Regions from separate parts of the Homo sapiens genome. Here region 2 is linked to region 1. The links are chromatin loops, found by intact Hi-C in ENCODE. Cell type or tissue: chondrocyte. All regions are shown on one strand.

Region 1 (4,000 bases):
CAGTGGCCAGTCGGGTGGTAGCGGCCAGTCAGGAGGACCTTGCCAGTCTGGAGGACCCTGCCAGCCCGGTGGGGTCTGCCATCCAGGTGGAGTCTGCCATCCAGGTGGATTCTGCCAGGCCAGTGGATTCGGCCAGACAACAGGGCCGGGCCAGACAATGGGGTTTGGCCAGATCACTGGGTTCTGCCAGATTACTGGGTTTGGCCAAATCACTGGGTTCTGCCAAGCGACTGGGTTCTGCCAGGCTGGTGGGGTCTGCCTAGCTGGAGGGCTCTGACGTGCTGGTGGGGTCTGCCTGGCTGTCTGGTTTTGCCAGCCTGAGGGGTTCTGCCAAGCCAATGGCGTCTGCCAGAGCACATTGGGGGGTGCGCCAGGTGGGTTCTGAGTGGTCACTGGAACTGGTGCAGACCTCCAGGTCCCTGCAGCCAGTGGGGCCCGCCTCTGATCCCCACTGCTGTTCTCTTCAACATTCAAGTTATTAATCTGCATCATCAGAGAGAAGTTCAGAATCACCAGTGGGTTCTGTGTCCTCACCTTATCTATTCCAGGAATGCCCTCTAAACCCTCACCTGTAGTGACAGCCTGACCCACTAGCCATTGGTCACCCTGAGTCCTGGGTTTGTCTTTCACTGTCTTCCAGGCAGGAGTTTCATCTCCGAGCCAGGCCAGGAGCAACCCAAAGATGGGGCCTGAGGCTTCTCCTCTTCCTATGTCCACCACTGGTTCTGCCTGTACCACCCTGAACAAATCACTCAAGTCACTTCACCTCTCTGGCACTTAATTTCCTTCTTTGTAAAATTGGCACTATGATCCCTACCTGGTAGGAGGTGCCTTTAAGGTTTAATGAGACAACCTGTGTGAATGTGCCTAGCTCAAGGCTTAACACATGGTGGTTACTAACATAACAAAATGTAAACTGAATTACATACAGGTTGTATATATTATTTGTGTCCATGTATTATCTCCCCATCAGTTTGTGAACATCCGGAGGACAGGAATAAACATTCTCTTCAAATGCCCTATAGCCTAGCTGAATACAGTTACATACATTGTTTTGTTTAGAACAAATGAACACCCTCAGAGAAGAAAGGAGACAGCCCCAAAGCAAAATGAAGTTAGCAGAGATCTCACCTTGCGGGTCCTCTTGCCCCGAATTATTGTCCGGGACTCCAGATTCTGAGCCTGGGAACCATCTGCTGATGTCTGTGCAGTTGCACCGTCAGGTTCAGAGATACCTGGGTCGGTCTCTATGTCAGCCTGGGAAGTGGCCATTTTGGCCTGATTTACATTCTGGGTCTGGGTATCAGCTGTTGGGGCCTTAGTGGTATCATTCCAAGCCTTGAAAGGGGTCTTAGGCCTGCTGTTGGCCAGGTCATTGGCATTGAGAGACTGAGAGAAATTGTAGGTGGCATTTGGGCCCACTTTAGTAGTGGCATTCTGGGCCTTGAAGGCCATCTCAGACTTGTTAGCAGCTAACTCACCAGTGGTTGCTGCCTGGGAAAAATCATAGGCAGCATTTGGACCCTTTGGGGTAGCATTTTGGGACTTAAAGGCTGCCTTGGGCTGCGTGTTGGGCACATCCTTGGCATTATGAGCCTGAGAGAAATCATAGACACCATTTGGGCCTTTTGTGGTGGCATTCTGGACTTTAAAGGCTGACTTAGGCCTAGCGGCAGCTGCTGAAACCTGAATGTCAGCCATCTCATTGGCAGTTGGGGGCTGTGAACTCTGGGGACTAGCAGCTGCGGTGGCCTGGTTAGTAGGTGGAGCCTCTGAGATCTGGATGGCCTCCATCAAGGTCTGCATAAGCAAGGCGCTGTCTTCTACGGAGGCCTCAGCCTGCAAACACAGGGGGGAAAAAATTAAATCTCTGGGCCTCTGAGGCAGGAGGTGGGGTGGGAATAGGGAGCCCGGGTGGCAGCGCAGCAGCGGAGCTGCAGGCGGGCGGTGGGTGCAAAAACAGGGGGGCTGAGGCAGAGATCTAGGGGGCCCGCGAGGGGCGATGGGGGACCAGGCGGGTACTAAACATGTGGCAGGGGTGAAGTAGGGCAAGGGCAAAATGAGGGGTGGGGCGGTATGCGGAAAGTGGGCACGAACAGGAGCCGGGGACGCTCCAAGAGGCGTGCAGTAGCAGCTCAGGACGGCAGGCGGATCGCGGAGTTGAGAATAAGGGGGGTCGCACAGAGTGGGGAATGCAGAAAGAGGGAGGGTGGAGGCAGGAGGCTGGGGGAGGGGGTGACAGACTGCTCTACAAGCGTCAGGATTCTGGAAAAAAAAAAAAATGGTTCCTTACCCACCCCGCATTCTCTGGGCAGATTGCCCTGACTACTAACAGGGTCTCCCCTCTCTCTGAGCAGGGACTGATGGCTGAAAAGAGACGCCCCTCCCCCCCTTCGATAAACGATGGGAATTCGAAAAGCCCACGGAGTCTAGTCACTAAATAGGGTCAAACCGGATCCCGGCGTTTGGGAGACCAAAGAGGCCCGCGGGGAGGGGTGACTGTCGGCTGGGGAAATGGTGGGGTGGGGAGTGGAGATCTCACCTGGAAGCCGAGGAGGCCCGCACCACAGTCCATTTTCTGAGCCATGGCTCCTGTCCCTCTGGCAAGAGCGGAGCCTGGGGGCTGTGGGAGAGGGGCAGGGCGTTATACTACAGAGGGCAAATACGAAGGACCTAATTGGGAGGGGGGTGACTGTGGTCTGACTGTGCGGGCGGATAAGGTGAATGTGAGGAGGAACGGATCGGAGCGGTAAAAGTGAATGGGCGTCCAGATGGAGGTTCTGAACCCCGAGAAGCTACTGACAGGGCGAAGCTTCAAATGGGGATCGGGAAGCAGATGAGTTCTGAATTCGGAGCGGGGGTGCGGTTGGGTTGGGATTCGCATTTGGGAAGTTGCATGGAGGTTTTGAGTCAGGAGGAATCATCTAACAGTACAGATCGAGGTCAAGGAATCTGAGGATTTCGAACGATGGGAGGGATCGGACAGGGGTTTTGAATCAGGAAGGATCGGGAGGGGCATTGAATTGGGGTTTGGGGGGTGGAAGGGGATTCAGAATCCAGGGTGAAGGGATCGGGATAAAAAAAAATGGGGGCCCGCACCAGGGGGCAGATGCCCAGTCTGGGGGCTAATTCTCACCTTGCCTCAGGCCCCAACCCCAACCCCCTCGCTGCCTCCCTTCTTCACGACTCAGAGGATCGGGATTGCTGGGCTCGGCTCTCAGCAGCCGCACTCTCTCCTTGTCCAGGAGAAAATGCCAGCGCGGCAGCTTGGGCGACCCCGCCTCTTCGCCTAATATACCACCCACCGCCTCAGGACGTTACGCGCATGCGCAAACACTGAAGAGCCAAAGTCAGTCCCGCCTGCTTTCCCAACAAAAGCTTCGTCCTGGAGACCATGATGCGCATGTGCGCTGGAAGGCGGTCCCGCCCCCTTTGCCAACACACCACCCCACCACCAACCAGGTCGACACTATACAACAGCACCTCCCCTTCCTCTACGCCCCCTCCCCCACAGATGCGCTGTGCCTCTTGGTCCCACCCCTTGCCCCACACACCGGCCCCCTACCTTTTCCGCAATGCGTCTCTATTCCGTCCCTCCCCTATTCAAGGCCCCTCCTGTCAGGCCGGCTTGCATCTCCACCCCCTTGTCCAGCATGCTTAGGTCTCTGTTTGGGGTCTCTAATTGCAACAAGTGTTAGACCTCTGCTGAGGAAACGGAATGGCCTGAGAGGATACACTATTGGAGCTAACAAAGTAGTAGTAGTAAGTCTGTGGCTGCCACGTGACTCCATGATTTCTCCCTCACCCCCTGCCCGCCCCCACAAGCTCCCAGACGCAGAAAGAACGTTAGTTTCTTCCCTTTCTTTCTGCAGCTCCGGTGATGGACTCATTTTGTGTGTGTTGGGGGAGGAAAGGAGGGAAGGGCACAGCTTGTACATCACAGCAGGATTTGTGCTGGGGCTTGTCTTCCTGTCACAGCAGCCCTGGGAAGTGGATGTCA
Region 2 (4,000 bases), 400 kb after region 1:
AAAGAAGGCTCCAGGTTGTTAAATTTTTGGCGATGGGATGCCATTTCCTGGCCAAGAGGACAGGAGGACCAGAGAGAGAGGTGAGAGAGCAGCAAGTGACCTTGCGGGAGTCTCACGGCGGGAGTCTTTTAAAAATCAAAGTGTACCCAGAGTGTGATGTTCCCCTTCCTGTGTCCATGTGTTCTCATTATTCAATTCCCACCTACGAGTGAGAACATGCGGTGTTTGGTTTTTTGTTCTTGCGATAGTTTACTGAGAATGATGATTTCCAATTTCATCCATGTCCCTACAAAGGACATGAATTCATCATTTTTTATGGCTGCATAGTATTCCATGGTGTATATGGGCCACATTTTCTTAATCCAGTCTATCATTGTTGGACATTTGGGTTGGTTCCAAGTCTTTGCTATTGTGAATAGTGCCGCAATAAACATACGTGTGCATGTGTCTTTATAGCAGCATGATTTATAGCCCTTTGGGTATATACCCAGTAATGGGATGGCTGGGTCAAATGGTATTTCTAGTTCTAGATCCCTGAGGAATCGCCACACTGACTTCCACAATGGTTGAACTAGTTTCCAGTCCCACCAACAGTGTAAAAGTGTTCCTATTTCTCCACATCCTCTCCAGCACCTGTTGTTTCCTGACTTTTTAATGATTGCCATTCTAACTGGTGTGAGATGGTACCTCATTGTGGTTTTGATTTGCATTTCTCTGATGGCCAGTGATGGTGAGCACGTTTTCATGTGTTTTTTGGCTGCATAAATGTCTTCTTTTGAGAAGTGTCTGTTCATGTCCTTCGCCCACTTTTTGATGGGGTTGTTTGTTTTTTTCTTGTAAGTTTGTTTGAGTTCATTGTAGATTCTGGATATTAGCCCTTTGTCAGATGAGTAGGTTGCAAAAATTTTCTCCCATTTTGTAGGTTGCCTGTTCACTCTGATGGTAGTTTCTTTTGCTGTGCAGAAGCTCTTTAGTTGAATTAGATTCCATTTGTCAATTTTGGCTTTTGTTGCCATTGCTTTTGGTGTTTTAGACATGAAGTCCTTGCCCATGCCTATGTCCTGAATGGTAATGCCTAGGTTTTCTTCTAGGGTTTTTATGGTTTTAGGTCTAACGTTTGAGTCTTTAATGAGGGATAGCATTGGGAGATATACCTAATGCTAGATGACGAGTTAGTGGGTGCAGCGCACCAGCATGGCACATGTATACATATGTAACTAACCTGCACATTGTGCACATGTACCCTAAAACTTAAAGTATAATAATAATAATAAATGTTTCTTGCCATAAAAAAATAAAAAATAAAATAAATAAAAATAAATAAAAATCAAAGTGTGGAATAGGAGGGGATCTCCACGTGAATGGTTTCCCAACCCCCAAGTGGTGCTTATCAAAGAGAAAGACAAGGGTGGAGTGTGTGGAGAATGAGAGAATGTCTTGGGCTTTAACGCAGGAATACTAGATGGGTGGTGCTCTGGTCTTTAAGGTGTACTGCATCGAAGTGCAAATGGCTGCAACAAGGAGGCGAGAAGTGTACCCATGAGGAAACTGAGACACAAAGGGGTCAGGCAGGTTGTGAACAGGGGTTTAAGAAAAGCGTTAAATTACTAGCTGCGCCAGGATGCTCGGCAAGGTGGGAACCTGTTGAAGAAATAAAACTGCATCATGTGACTCAGCAAGGATGCGCGGCTATTCTGCCAAGAATCCCGTGGGTCGTTTTGACAACACCGGGGCCCAGGTCCCATGAGTAAGCCAGAATGGTTCATCGTGGGGGAGGATGATGACGACGATGCCCTTGCCTCTGTCGTGTGTAAAACGGCTGCGTGTGGGTTTCGTGCAGCGCGGTGGGGAGGGAGAGGAGAAACGTCCTGCCGCGCTACAGTCGCGTTTGGGTCAAAGGCACACGTGGAGGCAGTCGGCCAAAGTCACAATGCGGTGTATTTCACAGTGCGCGAACGACGTTCTCGGCCCCCAGGGGTGCGGGGCGCCTGCGCAGTGGGCCCGAGGCGTCGCGCGCTGCGGGAGCCAGGAGACCCCCGCCCCCGCCCCTCGCCCTCCGCCGCGAACGCGCACGTGAACGGGAGCGCGGACGCGTCCGTTAATGCGCCTCACCTCGCTCAAACCCTACCCGGCGGCGGAGGGAGGGAGACGCGCCCCCGACAAGCGAGTGGGGTCTGTGGACAGTCGCGGGCTCGCGGGCGGCGGCACCTCCTCCACTCCGGCGGGCCCGGGTTCGGCCGGCCGCCCATCGGACTGGCCGACTGGCTGACGCGCCTCGCTGCCCCCGCCTCCGCCTGCGCCCCGCCCAGCTTCATCTCTCCCTCCGCTCCCCGGGCTCGCGGGCAGACGGAGGCGCCTCTCTTTCCCCGCCCCTCGCCTCGGCCCTTTCTCTTCCCAGCACCTCGGCTGTTCCCCGGCGGCGGCAGCGGCAGCGGCGGCCCACACAGCAGCGAGAGGCGAGAGGAGGCTGCCTCGAGGAGGCTGCCTCGAGGATGAAGTGCAAACCCAACCAGACGCGGACCTACGACCCCGAGGGGTTCAAGAAGCGGGCGGCGTGCCTGTGCTTCCGGAGCGAACGCGAGGACGAGGTCCTGTTAGTGAGTAGCAGCCGGTACCCGGACCGCTGGATCGTGCCGGGCGGGGGCATGGAGCCCGAGGAGGAGCCGGGCGGTGCGGCGGTCCGAGAGGTGTACGAAGAAGCGGGAGTCAAGGGGAAGTTAGGCCGGCTCCTGGGCGTCTTCGAACAGAACCAGGATCGCAAGCACAGAACGTACGTGTATGTACTGACTGTCACGGAGCTGCTGGAGGATTGGGAAGATTCGGTTAGCATTGGGAGGAAGCGAGAGTGGTTCAAAGTCGAAGATGCCATCAAGGTTCTCCAGTGCCACAAGCCCGTGCACGCCGAATATCTGGAGAAACTAAAGCTGGGCGGTTCCCCAACCAATGGAAACTCCATGGCCCCATCCTCGCCAGATAGCGATCCCTAGTATGTACCGCTTGCGCTCGCGCAGACTTCTATTTGTCTGCCTCGCTTAAAATGCGTCCCGCCTGGAGCACCTCTCGTGCCATGTGCGGTCTCACGGGGAGGAGGGAGGCTTCTTTTGTTTCCTTGGCAGACCCTCTGAATCACGCTTGCAAACTGTCTCAGTTGCCAGGCCCTGTTTTCAAGACAGTTTGCACGTTTTTCAGATGCTTTCAAAATCGCTTCTTGGTTACACTGTAAAATGTTTCGGGGAAGCCTATGCGGCTTGGGGTTTTAGGTGCCTTAACTGTTCACCCTGCTTTTGGGAGGTGTGTGTGGGGGGCGAGGGGTGGGTGGGGATTGTGTGTGGAGTGTGTGTCTGCCTGTGCGCCCTGTGATGTTTTTGGTTCTTTTATATTTCACACATATTCGTGGGTGAGCGTGCGTGCGCATTTTTGATACCAGCCTTGTGGTTTGTTTGGTAGTGGAGGCCTTTAAAGTCTGACCAGCTTGGTTGTGTGGCATCTTTTAGTATTCTTTTTCCCCTTTAGTTTTCTCCTTCACAGCGTTCGCCCTTGTTGTCAGGGAGGCCTTCTGTGGTGGGAGTTGGTTTAAAAGATCAGTTTTGAATTTTTTTAAAAATTGGGAAATCCTACATGTTGTGCTCTTTCTGCACTCTACAGTCACTTTAGCTTCTGAAATGGGATCTCATTTGCCCCTTTCAGAAATTTCTTTTTCTGTTTCTATATGTAGATCATTTGGTTTTCAAAAAATTTTCACAAGTGGTAATTTTTCACTGCTGACTTCAAATGGCTATTTCCCATGTAGATTAACCTTATTGAATAGATGCTGCGGAGGATCTGCTAGCCAAACACATCTTATCAGAAAAACCGTATTCACAGAATTTGATTTCCCATACTCAACTTCCAACTCCCATTGCCCCTTACTGGATACCATAGAAGAACCATGGTTCTCTGGATTTAAGTTCGTTTTTGAAAGTGGTCTCCCTCCCATATTTGAATGTAGTGACATTCCGCT

Evidence for each region. A loop is a pair of places that touch in the nucleus more often than their neighbours do. Peaks named below come from ENCODE experiments on the same cell type or tissue, not always from the same donor. Only the 100,000 strongest peaks of a DNase experiment are listed, where the experiment ranks them.
Region 2: a loop joins it to region 1, with 10 times the contacts of the local background. A loop is called at or near these places in 3 of 110 quality-filtered maps.

What each region holds. Positions count from the first base shown.
Region 1 is chrX:51,892,892-51,896,891 of GRCh38, reverse strand. MAGED1 (MAGE family member D1) reads right to left here and starts at 3,269. Exons shown (of 13, transcript NM_006986.4): 1 at 3,137-3,269; 2 at 2,543-2,623; 3 at 1,132-1,839; 4 at 1-483. The coding sequence starts at 2,587. RefSeq lists enhancers at 2,493-2,542, 2,763-2,812, 3,125-3,214, 3,855-3,974. In chondrocyte, a CTCF peak has its summit at 2,171; DNase peaks (open chromatin) are centred at 23, 335, 2,561, 3,341 and 1 weaker place.
Region 2 is chrX:51,494,937-51,498,936 of GRCh38, reverse strand. It overlaps NUDT11 (nudix hydrolase 11), which reads left to right and starts at 2,345. Exons shown (of 2, transcript NM_018159.4): 1 at 2,345-2,986. The coding sequence starts at 2,493. RefSeq lists a silencer at 2,155-2,274. In chondrocyte, no CTCF peak of the experiment used is centred here; a DNase peak (open chromatin) is centred at 2,266.